Linked DNA regions of Mus musculus: region 1 is linked to region 2. A link is a loop called in an ENCODE intact Hi-C map of the cell type or tissue named here. Cell type or tissue: left cerebral cortex. All regions are shown on one strand. Each heading gives the region's core, and the rest is flanking DNA. Links, peaks and the distances in the headings are about the cores only. Region 1 has its middle 46 kb from the start of Gm23648. Region 2 has its middle 36 kb from the start of Lsm8.

Region 1 (11,977 bases), core at 4,210-6,709, 130 kb before region 2:
GACGCTCCTGCTGGCTACTTTAATTTAAATTGAATTGTGCACAGAATTAAACATGCTTATCTGTTCTGTTATAGCAAATTATGAGATTTCAACCATTGATTATAAAATTTTACAAACTGAGCAGCTGTGTGGGGCCTGGGAGAGGGGTAGCCTTTCCTTCCAGAACCATTCCTGTGGGGCTGGCAATGGTAACAAAGATGAGCATTTGAAGGCAAAGCACACGTTGAAAATGTTTTCCCTGTCCAAGTATATATTTGTCTAAAGAACTGATCAACTACTACTTTATTTTGACTTCATGAAAATAAAATACAACTTGCCACTTATATGTCAAGTAACTCATTATGTTTGTAATTTCAGTTTCTTTGTGCAGAGTTTCATCTTAATCAATGTTAGGATATAGCTGCTGCAGATGATGTAAGCTAAGAATATCTTTTCTCCGGTTCCTCTGTGTATGTGTGTGTGTGTGTGTGTGTGTGTGTGCATGTGTGTGTTTTCTAGCCCCTCAGAGGTAGTTCCTAGGATCTGTCTTAAACAATATGCAGTTTTGAAAGAAGGAATATTGGAGAAAATCACTTTAAAATAATTTCACAGGGCTAGAGATATAGCTCAATGGGTAAGCATGCACACTATTAGAGCAGAGCTTGAGAAATTCCTACAACTATGGAAAGCATAGGGATGCTGTGTGTAACTATAATCCCAGTGTTGTGGGATAGAAAAAGACAGATTCTAAGGGGCCTCTGGACAGTAGGACAGGCTAGCCTGAACTGTGACCTTTATGTCAGTGAAACCCCCCCCATCTTAAGGGACCACATCAGAGGGCAATAGAGGAAAATACCAAACACCTTCTGACTTCTACATATTGGTACACAGCTGGGGAACCATATATAAACATATCACCTCTCTCTCTCTTTCTCTCTCTCTCTCTCTCTCCCTCCCTCCCTCTCTCCCTCTTCCTCTCCCTCTCCCCGTCTGTCTGTCTGTCTGTCTTCTGTCTCCCTCTGTCTCTGTCTCTGTCTCTGTCTCTGTCTCTGTCTCTGTCTCTATCTCTCTCACACGCATACATACACACACATACATGTTTATGCCACAAACATACCACATACCACACGCATACCACCCCCCATACAAACAGGTAATGACTAAGTAACAAAAAACATTTCTCATGTGTGGTCCCCTTAGGAAATTGGTAAGTGTCCCAGGTAGGACTAAGAGCATAGGCTGTGGTCTCCATGTCATGATTAAGGGCAATCCGGTAGTAGATTCACTAAAATGGAATAATAGTAGTAGCTACCTAATGGGGATGTTATCACATTATGTAAGATACTCAATGAAAAGGGTTTAGCCCAGTGTTGTGCTGGTGCTGATGGGACTCTTATAACCTTAGTCATTATTATAATAACTGAGTGGTGAGGGGAAAAAAACCAGAGTGCCTGGAGTAAATGCAAGAGAGGGGACCACATGGCAGATGACTTTGCTGCTCAGAAGAGAGGATGAAAAACTCATTAATTTAAAGGAACTCAAATTCTGTGAGAATTCAATGCCAGTGGGGCCTAAGTTCTTTTGAAGTTATGGAAAAAGTAAATGCTAAAATAATTAAGGGCAGACAGATTATAGGGAGAATGATTAAATTGGTGGCGGGAAAACAACCTTTTTAATGACATTAGAACCTGCCATTCTTACATACCCATTATGCAGAGTATTTTCTGTTTGATCCAGGGCTTGAGAAACTATAGCATCAAGTCATGTTAATTTTATCCAATGTTTTTAATTTTATTTATTTATTATTGTGGGTGGGATGCCTCACAAGTGACTCAGTTCAATTTGGAGGTCAGAGGACAATTTATGGATGGAAGCTTATTCTTTCTTTGCATCCTTTTGGATTCTAAGGATCAAATTCAGTGGTCAGGTTTGGTATCAGGTGTCTTTCCCACTGAGATACACTTCACTGACCCCTACTGTATATGTTTAAAATGGTCAAAATTACCTGTTAAAAGCATAGTGAACATTTTTGCCCATTGATAGGTTTTTTCATGATAACTTCTCCTAAATGTGCCACTTTGAATGTATTGTGGAGAGTATCATTTCTGAACCTTTGCCACACAAGCACTTCACATGGGCCACCAAAGACCTTTTTGTACAACACCTCACTGACCACACTCTGACTGTTTCAAGCTCTGTGGCATGATTTTGATAAACTATATCCTGTCAGGGCCAGGCAACTCATTTTCAGATACATTAAAAACTATGGCTATTAGCTGGTCCAACACCATACTACTCTTGCTTATTACAAAAAATTGGGCTATTTTCTTTGCTTGTCAGATTACTCCTACCCGTGCCAGAAACACACAGTCAGATCTGGCTTGCCTTTCTGTTTCATCTCTTGCCCGGGTCGACAGAGCCTTTAAGAAGCATGGAAAGCTGCCATGCTTAGGGTAAGCTTTCTCAACTGGTGCCTGTGTTTTGTGGCTGCACATATTCCTGACAATAGTACACAGTGAAATCAAGCCCAGAGTAAGAGATTTCATTTGCTGGGGCAAGGGTGTGGGTCACTCAGGTCCCCGCTGGTTATTCAATTCAAGTCTAAGGCAAAAGTCCAGAAATATCATTTCTTGGCTCTTCCAGGTATTGGGACATCATGGCCATAGCACACTGCTTGGGAAATATCTTCACCCCCCACTGTGAAAATATGCTCCCTTTATTGCTGAAAATACTTGTTCAAAGCTTCCCAGAGTAGAGGTGGGAATACCAAAGGAGCTTTCATTAGGGATTCTTTCTCCCTTGGACAGTCTTTTTCAACTGGAGGGTGAATGTGAGACAGGATGGAGAAGGATGTTGGTAACATAGTAACAGGAAAGAAATCAGGAATTAGGCAGCCAAATAACCAGGCTCCAGTATTATTTCTGAAACCTTCACCCTAGCAATCAGATGCAAGATGCATTACTTGGTCCCTCCCCTTTTTCACCTCCCTCCCTAACCTCCTTCCTCCTGGTTCTTCTCCTCTTCTTCATGCAGCTTCCATTGTAGAATATAGTTTTGTCTGGATTACTTCATGGGGAGATTACGTCTCTACAGCCAGTTCAGAGACTGAGTATTATGTGGTCATAGGGAAGAAATAAGGCCCAGTGATTGGCTTTTTGAGTCTTGAGTTCATGCATCATCTCATGTCAAACATTTTTAGTATTTGTAGTTATTACACCATTTATGTGGAAGTAAAGATCCTTGGAAGTTTTGTAGTTATTCTTTAATAATTTTATGTAATTAGATGATATATTATTCTCAGAATTAAATGTAACAAAGCAAGATAATGGTTTACAGCAACTCCTTAACAAAGGACTAAGTAAAGTTATCTCTAGAGCTCTTCTCCATGCATTTAGGTAAGTTTAATCCATAAAGTCTATACCAGGTTAATACAACATCTCTGGGCCAAAGCAGGAATGGCTTCTATGTTCAACACTCTGGGCAGTTGGTGAAATATATGAATTTACTATGAAATTTGAATATTACAGTGGTGATGTTTACTAGCTTGTAGACAACAGTACTTGAACCATTAATCAAATTGTTACTTCCAGTATACTGTTAAGCATTTCATTTTTAGGAAAGCATTAAAATTTTGGATGGCTTCATATAAAATCCATATTTTTATCAGGAGCAGTATTTGAATGTAAGACCTCTGATGCAAATATTGCTTAAGTCTATCAAAACTAACTTCATAGATTATAATGTAAACCATTTCTTCATTTCTCATTCCTTAGCTACACAAAGTGTGCAAATGCTTCAATGTGGATAAATATATGCTGTGGCATGACAAACACTGGAAAGAATATAGAAAGGCAGATATGTTTTCCAACCTGACTCTGTTGAAAAGTTAACTGCATGATTTGAACAACCTTTTCTGCTCTTTCTAGCCCCAAGACTCATTCATAAAATGAGGCTGAAGTGTCTAGATTCCTTCCCTGCATAATTGCTTATATTTTCTTTATTATTATGAGGAATATACTATTTGGAGACATTATTGGTTCAAGTATACCAATTTGTTTTTAATATTCAAGTTCATAGAACAAAAGAACTAAACTTCTCATTCTGTACGTAAGAATAAACAGATCATGGAAGCAAATAAAAATACAAGAAGGGTAAACAGCAGTATGTTCAAACTGCTCCCTTCAAGCAAGGAAGAAGAAACATCCTTTGTATTAGGAAAAGCATCCGTTTCCTCCAACTTTTTCTTTTATCAAGAAGCATCTGGGATGAGAATTAAAGTGCCTCCACCTAGCCCATAGCCCCAATCAACCAGTCTGGAATTTTAGAGTAATACAGTAGCATTTCTCTACATTGAATGGGAGTTTTAATAGGCCAAATGTTATTCCAATTTATATCTCTCTTTTCTACTAAGTAATAGTAAATCTGTTTTTTTCTCTTTTTGATTAAAAATTCTGGTTATGTTTTCCAGGTTGGGTTTGAACATGTTATCCTCCTGCATCAACCTTCTGAGTAGCTGGGATAATAAATTTGCATCACTGTGTTTGGTAGTTTCTAAATATTACACTGTAAATGAGAGTACAGTGAAACCACTGAACTGGAACACCTCGTGGGTAGAAGGAAAGGTTTATTGGGAAGCGAACTGCCAAGGCTGTTTGTGGGCAGGGGCGAAGAGATAAGCAAAATGGCAGATAATCAAGTGGATTTTATATGATAATCATCAGGGTGGGGGTCTCTGATCTGATATAAGCTGTTTAGAGGTCAGGGAAGTAAGTGCTCTTGCCTGGGGTAGTGTGCCTTTGGGGCAGGATTAAGGGACATTGCAAGTGGTTTAAGGTAGGCTCTTAGTGAGCAGAAGCTTGACTTTAGGCCTCTGTTCACCCAACAATAATCCTGTTTATTTGTCCAAAGTCGTAATGTTTAGGACATTTTCATCAGCACTGACACTTGGGGGTTCTGCTTTGGGTCTTACATACAGGTCTTTTAATTTCTTATCTTGTCCCTATTCTTAACATGATATTCTGTACAAAGTAGCCAGTGTATGCTTTCTAAATTAAGAAAGAAGCATATAGATGTGTAAATCATGAGAGGTCTTAGTTACCCAAAAACCATGACATCATAAATGTGTTTCAGAAGTTAAAATAAAACAAAAAAACCCTTCTGATCATCAGTATTGTTGAAGATGGTATTTTTCAAGCATTAAGGCTCTGTAGCCCACCGAACTTACAGAAATCCTACTGACCCAGTAGCCTCCCAAAGGCCCAAATTATTTATGGGTGTGAGTCACTGTACATAGCTGCGAAGAAGTTTTAAGACATGGATTCCAAGGGTTGGAGAAGTATGTTTCTTGCTCAGCAGTTAAGGACATTCCTTGTTCTTGCAATGGACCTGGGTTTGATTCCAAGAATCCACATTGGGTGGCTCACAATTTTCTAAAACCTCAGTGCCAGGAAATCAATGTGTCTGGCCTCTGGGGGCACCTATACTGTGTGTATATGATCCAGGAATACACATAATTAAAAATAAAGCAAATGCTTAGAAAAAGGCATAGGTTCTGAATTTTCCTCTTATAAATGCTGGCTTGCCTGTGCTTAGAGGCTCCATATATGGCTTAAGTTCTGCAACTGCTTTGTATACTGCTCAGGTTTAGGGGATATAGCATATCAAGTAAGCACTAAAAAATGAGTGCTAATTACATACCTTTCTTAGACTCATGTGATCTATATCTCAGAACCTTGCTTACTTGGTCTCAACAGGGACTAGACACAAGTTGCCAATCTCAAACAATAGTACCAATATATTTTTATTGTTGATGACATGACATTTCAAATATTTTCTGTAATACAGAGAAATAGAGTACCATGTTTTTCCTCATCTGGAAAACCTAGGAATATTAGTAGTAACAATTGAAGAGACTGCTACTTTATCTCTTGACAAAAATACATGATTACCATGGTAACTACTGAGATGGGACAAGATGTCTTTTTAGAGGCAGAGAATAGAACCAAGCATCAGCTGGCAGAGAAGTGCTGTAACTACCCACAAGTGTTAATTTTAGCTGTGTTTGTATAAACTCAGGTCATTTTAGTTGAGACATCTAAATTATTTCAGACACTTGACATAGAAACTGCACATTAAATGCTTACATGATAGCTTTGCATTCACATAAACCTTTTTTTTTTTCCTACTTAAGTCACCTGGTCAAGAGAAATCAATGTTTTGTCACATGAAACAACAAAAACACTGGAACAAAAACTGATATATTTTTCTTTATGATAGTGACAATTATAGCAACTTGGGCAGAAGGGGGACTTACCACCTAAAATACTTCATGCATATGATAACTTTCATTCCCCACAGCAGTACCACACACTGGGTCCTACTGTTTTCCCATTTCATGGAAGATGGCATTTAACTTCTGAGAGGCTAAGTAATTTACCTACTATCATACATCTTGCACACATGAGCATTAAAATGAAATTCCTTATTGTTTTCAAGAATTCTGGCTCCAAAATGATATAACTTTTAACATAAGAGAGAGCAACTGCAGTCTTTATAAGCCAATATTCTCACTCCGAGAACCAAAACCTCTGTAGAAAAGTGTCTGTTCCCTACATTTTTCTAAAAGGTGCAAGGGTGTGTGATCTTGTCATTCCTCAAATTACCTTCCACTCTCTTTAATTTACCGATGATTCTTAGCTATATAGTCATGCAACAGATATTATAGTATATAAAACAAATAGTAAGCACTTCTCATAAAGGAAACATGTATTAAAACAGCTCAGCTGGGCATGGTGGTACACGCCTTTAATCCCAGCACTTGGGAGGCAGAGGCAGGCGAATTTCTGAGTTCGAGGCCAGCCTGGTCTACAGAGTGAGTTCCAGGACAGTCAGGACAATACAGAGAAACCCTGTCTCAAAAAAACAAACAAACAAAAAAAAAACCAAAAAAAAAAAAAAAAAAAAAAAAACCCCAAAAAAAAAAAAAAAAAAAAAAAAACCCGGCACATAATCTAGTGAGGAGAAGAGGAGAATTTTATTATGTTAAATGTGGAGATGCACAATAAATATAGGTGCTTCCAAGTAGAGAAATGGATAGGAACACCTTCTCAGAAGCAATGCGTAGATCTGGACCTAATGTTAAGTACAACTCCAAGGGAGATAGGCGCTGAAGGCTCCACCCTTTCATAGCAATGGAGTCACAAAATGGCTTGAAGGTGGGTGTAGGTACAGCCCTGCATTGCTGTATTTTAGTGGGCAGGGAAGAGAACCAGGAGTGAGTGGGAGAAACTGGTAGCAGACAGGAGTTATTAACACAATCCGTTCTAATTACTCAACACTCTGTGCCTGGAGCCGTGCCAAGAATGTCACATTTATTATTTCATGAGGAAGTTTACAGCCGGGGCGGGGGGTGGTGGGGGGTGGTGGTGGTGGTGGTGGTGGTGGAATGAAGCTCAGCTACACGTGGCTTCCCTCAGTTACCTGCCCTGGATAGAGGCAGAGTTTGGTTTCAGCTCTGATTAGTCTCAAGGGCGTATTTCTTTTCTACGTCTCAGACTTAGGTGTTTGGAGACTAATGCTCTGTAAGCATTAAGAATTTGTTTCAAATGTTAAGCTGACATGTGCAACGATCAGATTTACACTGTGGAAGGATCTCTTGCAGCAGCATAGTGGATAAACTGATCATGAGATAGGACTAGGGAACAACAAGAAGTTCAATGGTTAAGATGAGGAAAGCAAAACACATGCGTAGGCCAGTGGTTCTCACACAGCTGTCCAACGTAAGCATCACCAGGGAAATGCTGAGACTGTAATGTCCGGGTCCCTCATTCAGCATGGTATAATTGGTCTTTTCAAGTACTTGTAAGTGACTCTAGAAACCCAGGACTAAAATAACACTGATCTTAGCCAAGTCATTAAGTGAAGAAATGAAGCTATCAGTATAAGTTTTATTTAGGAGTTTGGGCACACAGGACTTGATGGCCAGCTATATTAGACATGGTGATTATGCATGACACTAAAGGTAAAGGAAGCTTTGAGGTTGAAAGCTGAGTTTTCTATTTAGGAGTTTGGGAAGATGGTGGCTATAATACCTAGGATTAAAATAGAAGAGTGGGAGAATATTTAGAGTAACTTGAAGTAGTGGAATATACCATAGTTATCTACAACAATGGAATTTTAAAATATAAAACAATAAATGTAAGTAGTTACTTTTAATCAAAGGAAAAAAAAGATAGTTCTGAAGTCTTTGCATTCTACCTTGATGGCTCCTCTTTCTCTGCTGGCAGGTCACTATACCTTCTGTCTAGGCAGTCTTACCATGCATGGAAGCTGTAAAGGTCAGGGAGAGTGGATCGATGGTTGTGGCAGGTCATCACAGCTATGATAGTACCAACGGCTTTGAAGCCTATTCCCAAATGTTCTCAACATCTCCCAAGCTAAGAACTGCTCCTATTGACAATGGTAGGTTAATGATGAACAAAAACATCTGCTCCTTTCATTAGCAAGAACTGATGTCACCACCAACAGTGCGTCGGCAGAATGAAGAACTGTTTAAGATAGAGATTCCCACTCTGCCTTCACACTGAAATCACGTACAAAGTTTTAGAAGTCACTAGCTTGTGGACTGGTGAGACAGCTTAATGGTATCAGAGTTAAATTCAATCCATGAATCTTACGTGGTCAATGAAGAGAACCAACTCCCAAAGTTCACAAGTTGTCCTCTGATCTCTGCACATATCATGGTTGCCAATCGCAGAGTGAGTTCCAGGACAGCCAGGGCTACACAGAGAAACCCTGTTTCAAAAAACCAAAAAAACCCAAACAAACAAACAACAGGCACTGGTACTTTAATTGGGCTTGCATTTTAATTACATACGATTTTCCTGAGCAGTGGCTAGTGATATTGTGAATTCCAGGTGAAAAACTGTTATTCTGCATCTTCATGCACTTCTTGGCAAATGGATGATATTTAAATTAGCATGTAGGCTGTACTTGGATTATTTGAAATGGCCAGATAATGGTGTCCTCTTCATGAGAGGATAGCAAAACTACTACATGTATTGACCCTTTTGTTAGTGTTTTTGACTTAGTGATTAAAAATCCATGCATAAACTTCCAGTCATCAGTGGTGTATATGCTCCATTTACATTTGCTTTTATCTTTCCTGTTTTATACAGATATTAGCTGCCTAATTTCTACATTATGGTTGCAAGGAATCAGACACATGTTGGGTAACACAGCCAATGGAATTTGATGTTGATGTTAATTTTAAAATATTGGAAAGTCTAAAGGGAAAATAATCTGGGAAGAAAACTCAGAAATAGGACAAAAAGAAATGCTTGAAGCATGTGAGGAAAAAGTAGGGAAAAACTGTGACCAGCACTAGGGTGTTTGGATTTGTATCTGGGAAGCAGGGCCTTGGAGGGAGTGGCTGCCTAACTGGAGTGGGAGCCACAAAGATGTTGTACAAAGTATTTTTTAATGCTAAGAGCACAACCTTATAGGAAAGTAGTTTTCCTGGATCTTGGGTTGCACAGGCTTAAGTAGCATACAACACATTCTAGAGCTGGACGATTAGAGTAATTCTGTAAGCAAGTTTACAAATAGCTGCTATCAGGATGCTGAGCTATATCAGTCCTAGACACACTCTCTGTCTGTCTCTCCCCTTCCCCCTTCCCCTCCCCCTCCCCCCGTCTATATGTGTGTATGTGAGAGAGAGAGAGTGTGTGTGTGTATGTGTGTGTGTGTGTGTGTGTGTGTGAGAGAGAGAGAGAGAGAGAGAGAGAGAGAGAGAGAGAGAGAGAATGTGTGTATATGTATTCCACAAGTCTTAATAAATATAGGTGGATTTGAATACAACACAATTGGAAAATTATGAGAGTTATAAAAATGGAACCCATATTAGTAATTGCTATAACATTATCAGCTTCTCCATTGACAGGCTCACAGTAGAAGATACTGTCATACAAGTATATCGAAAACATTTTCACATATTGTGAAAGGAAGAACAGACATAGATACATATACATGGAGGAACACAAGGGAGAGAACTTTGGGCAGATGTCGTTTCAATGTGTAAACTCCCATGGGTACTAACAGTTAGTGGTGATGGAAATGGGAACACTAAAGGTTTTACTTTTAGATAAATGCTAAGTTTTATTTCCATAAGCTAATTTACAGGAACAAAATTTAGAAGACTTTTTTCCTTCTCAAAAGCTACCCTGGCTCCAGGTACTAAAAGGGACGAGTGGATTTATCTTTGTGTCAGCATGTATTCAGGGATACAACCCTAAATAAACTTTCTCTCACATGCTGGTGCTCATGCTAGCCTGTTTTTCAGGGAGTTGCTTATTATTCAACATTACCCTTCTTAAGGCAGATGAGTCTGTTTATAAATAAAACATCTATCCTGAGCATTGGTGTGAGGTACATCACAATGTATTTGGAGTGAATCGTGGACAAAGACCCTAATAATTGAATTATTTTTTACTAAGGCACTATTGCTCTGATAAAGGGGAAATGCAAAAGTAAGATAAGCACTAGGAAGAGCAAGATTCTTCTGAGAATTTTCTCATATAGGTGTCTATGTATTTATCTCCTCTGATGAAAAGGTTACTTTATTAACTTGAAGCATATATGTTGCAGGGATCCATTGTTATTGTTGTTTTATTCTTATATTTCTAAATTATTTGGATAGTATGGAGGTTTGCATTGTCATCTTGACCGAATCTAGAATTAAATAAGAGACAGGCTCCTAGCATGCCTGTGGGCATTTCATTAATTGATCTGGAAAGACCAACCTATTGTGAGTATCTCAATTGTGTGCTTCAGTTCCTGGACTGTGTAAGTGGAGGAAGGGAGTGGGGTAGCAGCATAGATTCATAGTGGCTTTGTTTTGTTTTTTTATGAATGCATTCGATTTCCCATCTATGGTGGACCTATCTCTTGAACTGAGACTGAATAAACTGTTTCTCCCTTAACTTGCTTTAGTCAGAATATTTTATCATAACAAGAAGAGGAGTACCTAAGACAATGGTGTTTCTCTTGAATTTTATACTTTGTCTTCCTGAGACATGCATTGTAAGTTTGGAGAAGCTGTTCAATAGGACAGCAGATAGGATACTTCCAATTGCAGAGCAAGTAAAATAACAAATTTCAGCCATTGGCTGTGAAGCTACACAGCCTGCAAGAGTAGTTGCACTGAGTTAATTCAGTATTGGTCACCTATGCCTCAAAACAAGGATTGCATTTGGGAATCACAATTCTCTGTATTTGAGGCAATATTTATTCATTGGAAACAACTTTTCATGGAGGATCGGATATGAAGACATCTGTTAATGACATTAGTAATACAACTGCTATCTCTATCTATCTATCTATCTATCTATCTATCTATCTATCTATCTACATACATATATGTATGCATATAAAGCTATAAACACTATGTATCATCTATCTATATCTGTATCTCATCTCTCTATATATATTTTCTACTAATCAATTAGGTTTAAACACGGTCAGAGATTTAAATAATTAAGATCTTCTGAAAACAAGTTGGTCCTGTCAGCATGTCATTCAAGAGTTGGCCTTCAAAAAGATATATAGATATATCCTCAATAGTCAATTTTCTCTGATGAGACCCCATCAGTAGTGATAAAAGCACAAGTATCTAGAGTACAGTATTTTATGATTAGCTAAACACAGGGGGTGGTGTTCTACACTAATACAAGAAAATACTTACGTGAAGCATGTATCTTGAGTATGAGAGTTACCTTGCTGTTTCAGATGTTCCAATCTTCCTTAAGTATTCCAGAAAGGGTTCCCTGGCTCTCTCCTTTGTTATGATGTTCATTTTCATGAATGTAGAAGCAACTCAGGACTTGGAAGTTTTCCGCCACTGAGGGTTTTACTCAGCTGACAATCCTTTCATCTCTTGCTTGCTCTCAGGCTTTAGAGGGTCACAGTGTCAGTGGCAGGATCATCTTTCTGCATTAAAGAA
Region 2 (11,977 bases), core at 4,973-7,472:
CTGCAAAGATGTTTGTACAAACACAGAAATATTCACAGGTTTGGAGATTATGACATCAACAGCTTTGTAAAGACCATCTTTCAACCAACTATATATAGGTGATCTCTTGAAATTACTTGAAACATAAGTCTAGAAGATGGGCAGACATCATATTACCATTCCTTTTTTTCTGGTTGGAAAGTGAGGCTTATTTTCATGGGCCACTGAGCTAATCAGCATAGAAACCCACATTTGATCTCTGCGGACTGGAACACAAAGCTCACATCCCTAATATGATATCACCGATTCTAATTCTCAGGTGACTTTGCACCTAGACCTTTCACTATCCTTTATTTCTTTGTAAAGTAACAAAATAAAAGCAAAACAAACAATCACTAAAATTATTTGTTACTTCTGGCTTCTACATGGAAGTTAGCTTGGCCCAAAGATAAAGCAGGAAAAACTTAGAACAAGGTCCAATTTTCCTGATTTATTCTCTTATCCTGTAGCATTTTTCATCAAGTAAAATATGTCTGTGTTTTTCACTATATAACCAAAAAAATATGCTGTTCAGAAGAAGTCCACAGTAAAATCACCACAGCATGTAATAATAACTGAGTAATGGAGGATATCTCAAAGGTCTATGTGCTAATACCCTAAAAACAAGCTATCAAATAAAAGAACAGACACTAGTATCTCAGAAGAAACCACCCAGACAAAACTAATCAATTTGGCAGCTAGATGTTGCCATGGCAGATAATTAAAAATACACATAAGAAAATGGGCACCCAGGCCAAGATGCTGGACATGTGGTTTACTCTGCATGTGTGTTTGACTTTGACCATGATCTCCTGGTGCAGCACTCACTTGTGTGGCAGCTGCCTCACATTCTGGGGATTAATGCTAGACCTCATTGAAGATGCTGGAGGCTGCTTCTGGTTCTACACAAACAGAAATAAACAACTGCCACTCATATTAAGGGCAGCATGGAAGAACAAATGTGAACACTCTTTTCTAATGATGTTTTGTTTATATTAAGTCCATCTCTTGATTTGCTTCATATGAAATTAGTAAATAAGGGAGTGATTTTAGACTGGCATAGGTGTCAAAGTGGTTCATACTTAGATTTTTCTTAGTCAAAGAAGAAAATAGAAGAATTATACATCTTCAGGAAAGAAAAAAATCTCAGCTTATACAGTGGTGGCAGAAATACATTTTTGTACATAATTTAAAAAATCATTGCATTTTAAAATTAATTTATTGTGTGTTCCTCTCTCTCTTTCTCTCAGTGTGTGTGTGTGTGTGTGTGTGTGTGTGTGTGTGTGTGTGTAAAAATTAGAGCGTAGCTTGTAGAAGTTGATTTTCTTCTTCTACCACTGGTTTTCCAGGGATGGAACACAGGATATCAGACTTGGGATCAAACACTTTTACCCACTGAGCCATCTCACTTGTTCTTGTCTTTAATGTTTTAAATGTAAAACTATCACTTGGACAGTTTAAAGGGGATCCTTGAATAGCTCTTGGCCAATGCAGGCTACACTGTTTCAAGTGTTCACCTTGAAGTGGAGTCCAAGAGCTTTGATTCCTATCCATGTTGTCTCAGCACTATCCTGGGCTGTTGTCTCTTCTGATTCTGAATCTTAAAGAGAAGTGAGAAATGAAGTTGCCCCTTAGACTTGCAGATGTGGGATATGACTGAGGCAAAATTCAATTCAAACCTCTAGTAAAGGATGCTCGTGTAGAACCCTACATAGCAATTGTCAACCTAACCATCATGGATGCTGTGATAGTGCTTACATTTGCTACATTCTCTTCTATGAGTATATATTAAGTTAAACACATTTTATCTTCAACACAGTATGAGGAAGGTGCTTGCAGCTTAGGACACATTGCATGATTTCACTAAAGTCATTGTCACTAAAGTAGCACAACCGGGAGAAGACATGGTGAAATAGCAGGGTGGTGAGGGTTAGTAGTCAAAGGAGGAAGAAAGAACAAGCTAATGTGATTTGACTTCATGTCAAAGAAACATTCTCAGATCGATCTAGACAAATTTGAATGTGAAGGAGTCCTTTGGAGCTTTACACGTCATCCCAGAACTTCTAGGAAATTTACAGCATACTAAATACATTATTCTCCTTTCTAAAATATGAAGCCAACAAGATGAATGAAAGATATTTTTCTTTATTTTTAATTAATTTGTTTTTTACACTCCATATTCCATTCCTCCCACATCCACCCTTCGACTGCTCCATATCCCATACCTCCTCCCCACTCCCTGTCTTTATGTGGATGCCCCCCACCCCCCATACCACCTGACTCCCTGGGGTCTCCAGTCTCTTGAGGGTTAGGTGCATCATCTCTGAATGAACACAGACCTGGAAGTCCTTGGCTATATGTGTGTTGGGGGCCTCATATCCGCTGGTGTATGCTGTCTGTTTGGTGGTCCGGGGTTTGAGAGATCCCAAGGATCCAGATTAACTGAGATTGCTAGTTCTTCTACAGGGTCATCCTTTTCCTCAGCTTCTTTCACCCTTACCTAATTCAACAACATTGGTCAGCTGCTTCTGTCAATTGGTTGAGTGCAAATATCTGCAAATGACTCAGCTTCTTGTTGGGTCTTTTGGAGGGTAGTCATGACAGGTCCCTTTTTGTAAGTGCTCCATAGCCTCAGTAATAGTGTCAGACCTTGGGACCTCCCCTTGATCTGGATCCCACTCTGGGCCTGTTGCTGGACCTTCTTTTCCTCAGGCTTCTCTCCATTTCCATCCCTTTAATTCTTTCAGTCAGGAACAATTATGAGTCAGAGATGTGTCTGTGGGATGGCAACCCCATACATACCTCAATTGATATACTGTTTTCCTGCTGGAGGTGGGCTCTATAAGTTCCCTCTCCCTACCGGCAGGCATTTCATCTAAGGTCCCTCCCTTTGATTCCTGAGAGTCTCTCATGGACCAGGTCTCTGGTGCATTATGGAGGGTTCCTCCAACCTCCTATCTCCTGAGGTTGCCTGTTTCCATTCTTTCTGCTGGCCCTCAGGGCTTCAGTACTTTTCCCTTACCCAATACCAGATCAGGTTCCCCTTCCCTCCCCCCCCCACACTCTCCCTTCCCATCTAGTTCCCTTCCCTCCCTCCCTCTCCCTCCCTCCCTCTCCCTCCTTCCCTCTCTCCCTCCCTCCCCACTTCACTTGTGATTGCTTTCTTCTCTCCCCCAAGTGGGACTAAGGTGTCCTCACTTGGGTGCTTCATGTTGTTGACTTTTTTGTGTTCTGTGAACTATATCTCGGGTATTCTGTACTTTTTTCAACTATAACAGTTATCTAGAACTTTAAATTTATTTTTAAAAGATTCCTGGAGAATAAAATCTTGCAGACGTGATTAATACAATTATCCCTATCTTCTTCATGAGTTGAATCTTAATGCTTAGATGCCACTTTCAAGTGAGTTGGGCAAAGGCACAAATAGAGAAGACAAATATTGTTTGATAAGCCAATGGCAACTGCAGACTCTGTAAGGCATCCAAGCCAAGTGTCTTTATCAGCATCTTGAGTGTGGTAATACTTATTCTTGGAGGCTGTCCCAGAACTTCTACTTGCTTATAAACAACAAGCCAAGACAACAAGTTATCTCAATTTGCTAGCTAGGTGAACATATGAAAGTAGGACATCTTCTTGGGAAGTGTGCAACAAACTAGAACAACTCTGGGTTATATGATGCACATGTGTAAAAGGGAACTTTTCCACAATATTGACTTTGGGGATATTTTTCTGAGCAGAGTATCTGGTTCTAAGTGCTTTAACTTGTTTACCAGCTAACTAAGTTGTTGCTGAGCTACACAGCAAACTTCTGGGCTTATATCTATCTGCATGCTAGAACTAGTGCAGAATATTTAGTGGGGAACTTTGGTCTCTTGTAGATATTTTCCTAAAGTACCTTGTGGGAAAGAGCAGCAGAGCAGACTCCTGTAGCTGTGAACCTATCTGTATTGTCGAGCTTCCCATTGCCTTTGGTTCCAATTCTACCACATTTCAGCCTTTGTGATTTACTCCAGGGAACTATTATTCACTTTTTGGGGAAAAAAAAAGACGTATAAATTGTGAAAGGGACTAAATATTTTGATATAGTTCTTCAAATACATTTAAGTGATTTCAGATATGAAACCAAGCCTGACTGCACATCAACTGAAAGTCCTCCAAAAAATTTGCATAGGAACTTGTTCTACCAGTTGAACAATGGAAATATTTGCAGGGTAGGTGTCAGATGTCAGACCTCAGATTATCAAGTATATTTAAAGCCCAAACACACACACACAAATACAACTATCTACTTTCATAAGAGAATAATGTTCTGCCAAAGCTCGATTTTAGCTATCTTAAAGAAAAATATTGCATTCTCAATCTCCTCTATCTATTGAAAGATTGATGGCCTTCATTGCAAGAATAGTCCACACAGAATGACTCATGCCCTTCAGCCTGTTTTCCAAATAACAAAAGACTTAACTCCCATGAAATTTGTACACAGAGGCATGTATCCAATCCTCTAACTGTAAGTACACTCTTCTACTGAAACTGCAAGATGGCAATTTAATGTCAAACTTTCAGTCATCGTGTAGATCCTATGGTTATGAGAATCTAAGGCTCACCTGGTAGCTGCATTCTAGACAAACAAGGAGACAGAAATTAGTGAAAGATAAGAACACTGAAGAAACATTCCTGAAGAAAATAATGGAGAGTTTTGGATTCACCTCTAGGGGTGGCTGCCAGGGTGTAAAGGGCTTTTGTGGGGTGTGGGAGCTATAATGTATAAAATTCCATGCTTTAGATTGAGTGGGTAAAGATGACATCATTGAAAAGATGCTATTTGAGGAAAATATGGAAAAGACCACAGGAAAGATACAGACAGGCAAAGTGGAGAGAACAGTATGGTTAGACATCTTACAGGAAAAATTTCTAAAGTATTCAGAGTTGACACCATCATGGGTGGAGCTGAGGTGAGCAAAGGACTGTAGTTGACTATGCGGCTCCACTCAGGAGCATACAGGCCACAGAAGCAACAGAGCAGATGGGACAGGGTCCCCTCAGCCCTTGGTGCATCTTCCCTGCCAGAGGAGAGCTTGCTTATAGGAAGTGTCTGACCCTGGGACTCAGGTGAGGTCACCATTTTCTTTCCAGTGACTCTCTAAGGCTAGTACATTCAGGAGCTCACAGGCTGCAGAAGCGGCAGAGCAGCTGGGACATGGTCCTAGGGCCTACATCTATACCCAAGAGGTGGGGCTGTTTTGTGGCCCTCTGTGCACTCACTGGTCTTGCCAGGAGAGAGCTGGTCTCCCAGGAGTGCTGACACAGGCTTACAGACTCACAGGAGGAACAAACTCCAGCCAGAGACAAGAACATCTAACACCAGAGATTACCAGGTAGCAAAAGGCAAATGCAAAAATCTTACCAACAGAAACCAAGACTACTTGGCAACATCAGAACCCAGTATTCCCACTACAGCAAGTCCTGGATACTCCAACACACCGGAAAAACAAGATTCAGATTTAAAATCATATCTCATGATGCTGGTAGAGGATTTTAAGAAGGACATTAATAACTCCTCTAAAGAAATACAGGAGAACTCAGCTAAACAGGTAGAAGCCCTTAAAAAAGAAACACAAAAATCCCTTAAAGAATTACAAAACAAACAAACAAACAAACAAACAAAAAACCAAAAAACAAAACCAAACAGACAAACAAAAAAACAACTAAACAGATGAAGGAATTGAAAAATCCATTCAGGATCTAAAAATGGAAATAGGAACAATAAAGAAATCACAAAGGGAGACAACACTAGAGATAGAAATCCTAAGAAAGATATCAGGAGCCATAGATGCAATCATCACCAACAGAATACAAAAGATGGAAGATTTCAGGTGTAGAAGATTCCATAGAAAACATTGACATAACAATCAAAGAAAATGCAAAATCCAAAATGATCCTAACTCAAAACAGCTAGGAAATCCAGGACACACAACCACCAAAGCCAGACACTATTTCAGATGCCAACAAAAGCTTGCTGACAGGAGCCTGCTATAGCTGTCTCCTGAGAAGCTCTGCCAGTGCCTGACAAATACAGAAGTGGATGCTCATAGCCATCCATTGGATGGAGCACAGGGTCCCCAGTGAAGGAGCTAGAGAAAGTAGCCAAGGAGCTAAAAAGATTTGAAGACCCATAGGAGGAACAACAATATGAACTAACCAGTACCCCCACAGTTCCCTGGGACTAAAGCACCAATCAAAGAAAACACATAGTGGGACTCATGGCTCTAGCTGCATATGTAGCAGAGGATGGCCTGGGTCATCAATGGTAGGAAAGGCCCTTGGTCTTGTGAAGGCTCTATGCCCCAGAATAGGGGAGTGTCAGGGCCAGGAAGTGGGTGGATTGGGGAGCAGGGGGAGAGAATAGAGGTTTTTGGAGGGGAAACTAGGAAAGAGGATAACATTTGAAATGTATATAAAGAAAATATCTAATAAAAAGAAAAAAAAGTGACTTGTGAAAGACTTTATTTTAGTCATGGTTCCTGTCACAGTTCATCATCAACAGCAGTGGGGGCAGGAAGTGGAGTATGGCAGGATGCTGGAGGCAGGAGCAGATGATGCAGAGACCACAGCACAGTGTTGATTACTCATTTGCTTCACATGGTTTGCTCAGTCTGCTTTCATATAGAACTCAGGACAATAGGCCCCAGGTGACTCCACCCACAGTGGGCTGGGCCCTCCCAATTTAATCACTAATTAAGAAAAATAAATGAAATAGGAAAATGCCCTACAGAATTGCCTACGGCCCAATCTTATGGAGGCATTTTGTTAATTGTGGTTTCCTCCTTTCTAATGCCTCAAGCTTGTGTAAAGTTGACATAAAGCTAGCAAGCACAACTGACCCATTTTAAACTTTACACGTAAACACACCACCTTTCAATGAGAACCTTTCCTTTCTGGTTTATCTGCAAGCTGGCACATTGCTATTAATATCATAATATAAAACATAAATAAAGTTAAGAGTGCCCCAGTCTTTACAAATTCAAACACATTTTAAAAGCTCAGTATCTTTAAAATATTGAATCTCTTTAAAAATAGAAAATCTCTCTTGAAAGTTCAAAGGTTTTTCAGCTGGGGGATCCTACAAAAGTCAAAATAAAGTTAAATACTTTCTAGGAGGCAAAAACCAGGACACAGTCACAATCTGAACAAAGCAAAACCAAACTCCAATGGTATAAAAAGCCCAATGTCAAATACCTCGGATTCACTCACAATTTTGGGGGCTCCTCCAAAAGACTTGGGTCACTTCTCCGGCTCTGTCTCCTGAAGCCCACACAGCTTGTCTTCCAGGATCCAGCAGCAACAGCAGGCTCCACTCCACTGCTGTTCTTGGTAGTCATTTATGATACTTGCAAACCCTCAGGTCTTTGAGCAACCGGGCTGCCTTCCAAGCCTCAAATTCTGTCCATGACCATTTCGATCATGGGGCTTCAACTGCTACTGAGATTACCCCATCACCAATGACCTTCCCTGGACCCTTGCACTATCAAGCAGCCTTTGCTGCTTGTCAGGAGCCCTTCCTGCTTTCAAAACCAGTGCCACTTGGTGACTCTCACTAACACATTCAGCTGTCCTTTGAGTTACCTTCACTGCTTCTAGAACACAGCTACTATGTGTTGATTCTGAGGAAACACTGCTGAGATTTGAGCTCAGCGATGCTGGTCTCTTCCTAGTCACCACTAATCCCTCAGCTGCAGCAGAATAGCATCGAGTATATCAGGAAAACAAAGGTTTCAGTTTATTGGCTCTGGTTTCTTGTTAATCACACTTGATTCTTCAGCCCCAGCTGACCAGAACCACAATTCTCAACCCAAAATAGCAAATAGAACCTTTGAGTCTCAGATCTCCCTCTGGAACTTCACAAGCCAGGCATCCATCATCTGAATTGTTCTCAACATTACCATCCAATCTCCCACAGAAAAGCTCATCGAGCTTTGAACACTCAATGGCCTTTCAAAGTTACAAAGTCCTTTTTCAATCCTCCCCAAAGCAACAGGGTTATGTCAGAGCAATAGCCACTTTGGGTAGGAATTTGTACTAGTTAGGGTTCCTATCCCCATGATGAAAAACAATGACCAAAACTAACTTGTGGAGGAATGGGCTTATTTAGCAGTGAGGCCAGGAACCCAAGCAAGGCAGGAACTTGGACCCAGGAGCTGATGCAGAGACCATGGAGGAGTGCTGCTTACTGGCTTGCTTCCTATGCCTTACTCATCCTGCTTTCTTATAGAAACCAGGACCTGTAGCCCAATAGTGGCCCCAGCCACAATAACTGGGACCTTCCAAATCAATATCTAATTAAGAAAATGACCCACAGCAGTATGGTTCTCAACCCGTCATGACATCCGCAGGGACTGTGTACTAGATATTTATATTCTGACTCTTAACCATAGCAAAATAGCAATGTAATAATTTTATGGTTAGTGGCTACCACAACATGAGGAACTGTATTAAAGGGTCACAGCATTAGGATGGTTGAGAACCATTGCCCTACAGGGTAGCCTACAGCCAGATCATATGCAGGCATAAGATTTCTCAATTGAGGTTTCCTTCTCTCTGGTGGCATCAGTTTGAGTCAAGTTGAAATAAAACTAGCCAGCACAGTAGTTACTGATGAGGTATGAGATTTGAAGGAGTTCTAGGTCGTATAAGATCTTTTGATTATAGGACGTTTATTCTGATTAAGAATAAAGAGATTGGAGAGTTTGAGCAGAGCCTTAATGTGATCTGCCTAGTTATTCTGGCTTCCATGTTTAAAAATGGACTAAATGAAAGAGAGAAAGATATAGGAAAGTCAGCCAAGAGATGGTGGCAAAATTCCAGGCCAGCAGAAAAGAACTTACTTCATAAAGCTAATAAAATAGTAATGAAAATAGACAGATTAGCCAGATTTGGTATAGGATTCAAAGCAGAGCCAAACAATAAGATTAACTGAAGAGGATGTGTGAAATGTATTTTTAAAGAGAGAGAATGAGAGGAGAGAAACAGAAAGGGGCAGGGGGATCGGTAAAGAGGCAGAATAGTAAATTCTATCTTGTCCCAACAATAGTATTACATCTATCCACAGATCAGTCTCTTCATTACAGATACCAAAAAAAGTTGAAACTCTAGTGGGGATCAAGATTGAAGAAGTCTATTTTGAGAGCTTAGTCATATCCAGGTAGCAAACTCACTGATGGAATGGTTCAACTGTAGTTCACCTCTGGAGACTTTGTTTCCCTAAAACAGGAGTCTAATTACATTTGACATTGAGTCCTACAACCAAAACTATATAGCAAAGGGCCCAGGAAACATGCTGGTACTACTTAAGGGTGGTTCAGTAGGCAGATGTGTCTTTCTAGAAGGTGGATCTCAGCAGAGGACCTGAGAGTTCCTTGGTAATGCATCTCTAGCTCTTTCAGCTGTGTTTCCTGTTTGCATTGCTTGTGACAGGGCACAGACAGAGCCTCACTCAGTTGAGTCATTGCAGCTAGCATGACAGACTTTACTCCACAACAGTTTATGAAAGGAGCTTTGTCTTAGCCCCTGCCTCTCTTTGCTCAAGCGTGAGAATTATATCAACTTGTGTGGGAAATAGCTGGAATACTCATCTGTCTATGCAACATCAAAGCTTGCCAGCTTTCACCCAAGAGAAGACCACATAAAGTCTCCGACCATCAAGGGTAAAACCAGGGAGCAATCCCAGTGGCTCAATGGAGTGTTGTCAGTCATACTCAACTTTGCCAAGAAGGCCCTGAGTGTCAGCTCTAGTCTTCGGAGGAAGTTGGGATGTACCATAGCTGAGCCCACATGCAGCACTACTCAGAATCTTGTGTACCAGTGCCATCTAATTATAAATGCTACCCTTTGATCTTACAGCAGGTCTATATAAGCCTTATTTCCATCGCTACTAATGTGTTCTAGGAGCAGTTCTATCAATTCAAGATACTTTTGAGAGAGCTTCACCTATGTGAGTTTTGAAGCTGGCTTGCCAACCTCTGTCCCCAACAGATCTTCAATCATACCTCAGTCTCAATACATGGCCCTCTTTTTGCAGACCAAATCCAGTTCTGAGAAGAGTAGTGCTCCAAGCAGGATGTTTCTCTGACACAAGTCTTAAGCATTATTACACAATTTGGGCATGGTCAACCATAAGAGTGGCACATCAATTAGTAGAGGTAAGGAAATCTGAAGAAATTCATTATCTGTTACACATATTAATTTTGAGATAGCTATAAATATTTAGCTCAAGACAATGAGGAGTATTTTTCCACTACTCTGGAATCAAGCTGAACATATAAACTTAGTAGACATAAACATATGGTGTTTAAAATTATGAAATTGGATATATCACTCAGGGACAATATAAATAGAAAGGACAGTTTTGGAGGGCAAAGCAAATGAGGTTAAGAAGGAGCAGCCAAGGGGGAGGGAGAGGAGGGGAAGGGAAAAGTGTGGCATCCACGTGGAAAATTTTAGAGAAAAAAATGTCATTGACTACGTCAAATGCCACTGATAGTCCACTAGTGAGACTTGAAAGCTTACTACTGGATTAAAAACAGATTGCATCGATGATCTGATGGTCTTAGTAAGAGTGATCTGTGGAACAGTGGCTATAAAATGCCAAATCCATTGAAAAGGTAGTGGAGAAAGTAAGACAATTAGTACAGGGAATTCTTTTGAGAGGTTTTACTTCAAAGAGCTGAAGCAGGATGAAGCAAAAGGAGTAAAACTTAAAAAGAAAAAAAAAAAACACGAGAGAAATAATAGCAGTTAGTGTGCTGAAGTTCTCCTCTAAATACTTTTGTTTTGTCAAGGAACAGGCAAAGAAGACAACTTGCTCTAAGAGTGATTTATGGCTGAAGGAGGTACGGATTAGAAAGCAGGTAGTTAAGAAAGTATGGAGCCAATCAGGTCAGACCCTTCGGATGAAGGGTATCAGCATCATTACACCTGAGTAACTACAGAAGGACAAAATGGTCATCAGGGCAGGAGACAGCAGACAGCAGTCATCATTGTCATCACTTTGAGCCGAATTCTCTTCAGCTGTGTGGGTGCAGGACCAGCAGGGAGTTGATTTAACTAGGTTGTATCTGACTAATCACAGAAGCAATCTCTACTCCCCACACCCTATTCACCCACTCATGGAAAAATCAGCTATCTCTTTCCTAGTATACAGGAAGGTGGAGATGTTGATGAATCTGACTTGGCTTTCCATAACTCCTGCAAAAGTTTTGTTGTGTGTTATTCCCTCTTCTCTTGGTTGTTCATTTTCATCATTACACAGTACTATTGTGCCCTGACTGCAATTTTCCAAGTAAACATAATGACAACCATGGATAGTGATATAATTAGCATCCTCACAATATCTTAACGATGTTAAGTATCATTATTGACACATTTATGTTTGGGACATTTAATATATACTGAATCTTTTCAACAATTTCTCTTTTAAAAGTTTAATTTTCAAATTTTTCTCTTTCCTATATGTGTGTGTCTGTATATGCCATCTAAGTGCGGTGTCCTTTGAGGCCATAAGAAAGCATTGGAATCCCTAGAGCTGGAGTTAAAGGAGGTTGAGAGTCACCCAGTGTGGGAGCCAGCAACCAAACGTGAGTCCTCTGATGTTGTGGTTTTAATGACAATGGTATCTCTTCCTGTATGCTAAGAAAGAGATAGCTGATTTTTCCATGAGTGGGTGAACAGGGCGTGGGGAGTAGAGATTGCTTTAATGAGACTGTTATGTTTGAATAATTGGAATAATCATCATCAGTTGCTGGAACTGTTTGGGAAGAATTGGAGGAGTGGTGCTGGTGGTGGGCATTCTCAGGTAGTGCTCTGTCTGTCTGTCCATCTGATGCTTGTGGATTAGGAGGTAAGCTCTCAGCTAATGTGCCAGTGCCATACCTACCTGCCTGCCTGCTGCCATGCTCCACACCAT

What was found. Hi-C counts contacts between places; a loop is a spot of excess contacts. Peaks named below come from ENCODE experiments on the same cell type or tissue, not always from the same donor. Only the 100,000 strongest peaks of a DNase experiment are listed, where the experiment ranks them.
Region 1: it touches region 2 in a loop (3-fold over the local background); 2 of 42 quality-filtered maps call a loop at or near these places.

Annotation. Positions count from the first base shown.
Region 1 is chr6:18,674,934-18,686,910 of GRCm38, forward strand. No RefSeq gene overlaps it. Among named protein-coding and RNA genes, the nearest start is that of Gm23648, 46 kb to the right of the region's middle. In left cerebral cortex, for the core only: no CTCF peak of the experiment used is centred there; DNase peaks (open chromatin) are centred at 5,402, 5,689, 5,992 and 6,277; H3K27ac peaks cover 1,437 bases.
Region 2 is chr6:18,806,210-18,818,186 of GRCm38, forward strand. No RefSeq gene overlaps it. Among named protein-coding and RNA genes, the nearest start is that of Lsm8, 36 kb to the right of the region's middle. In left cerebral cortex, for the core only: no CTCF peak of the experiment used is centred there; no DNase peak of the experiment used is centred there.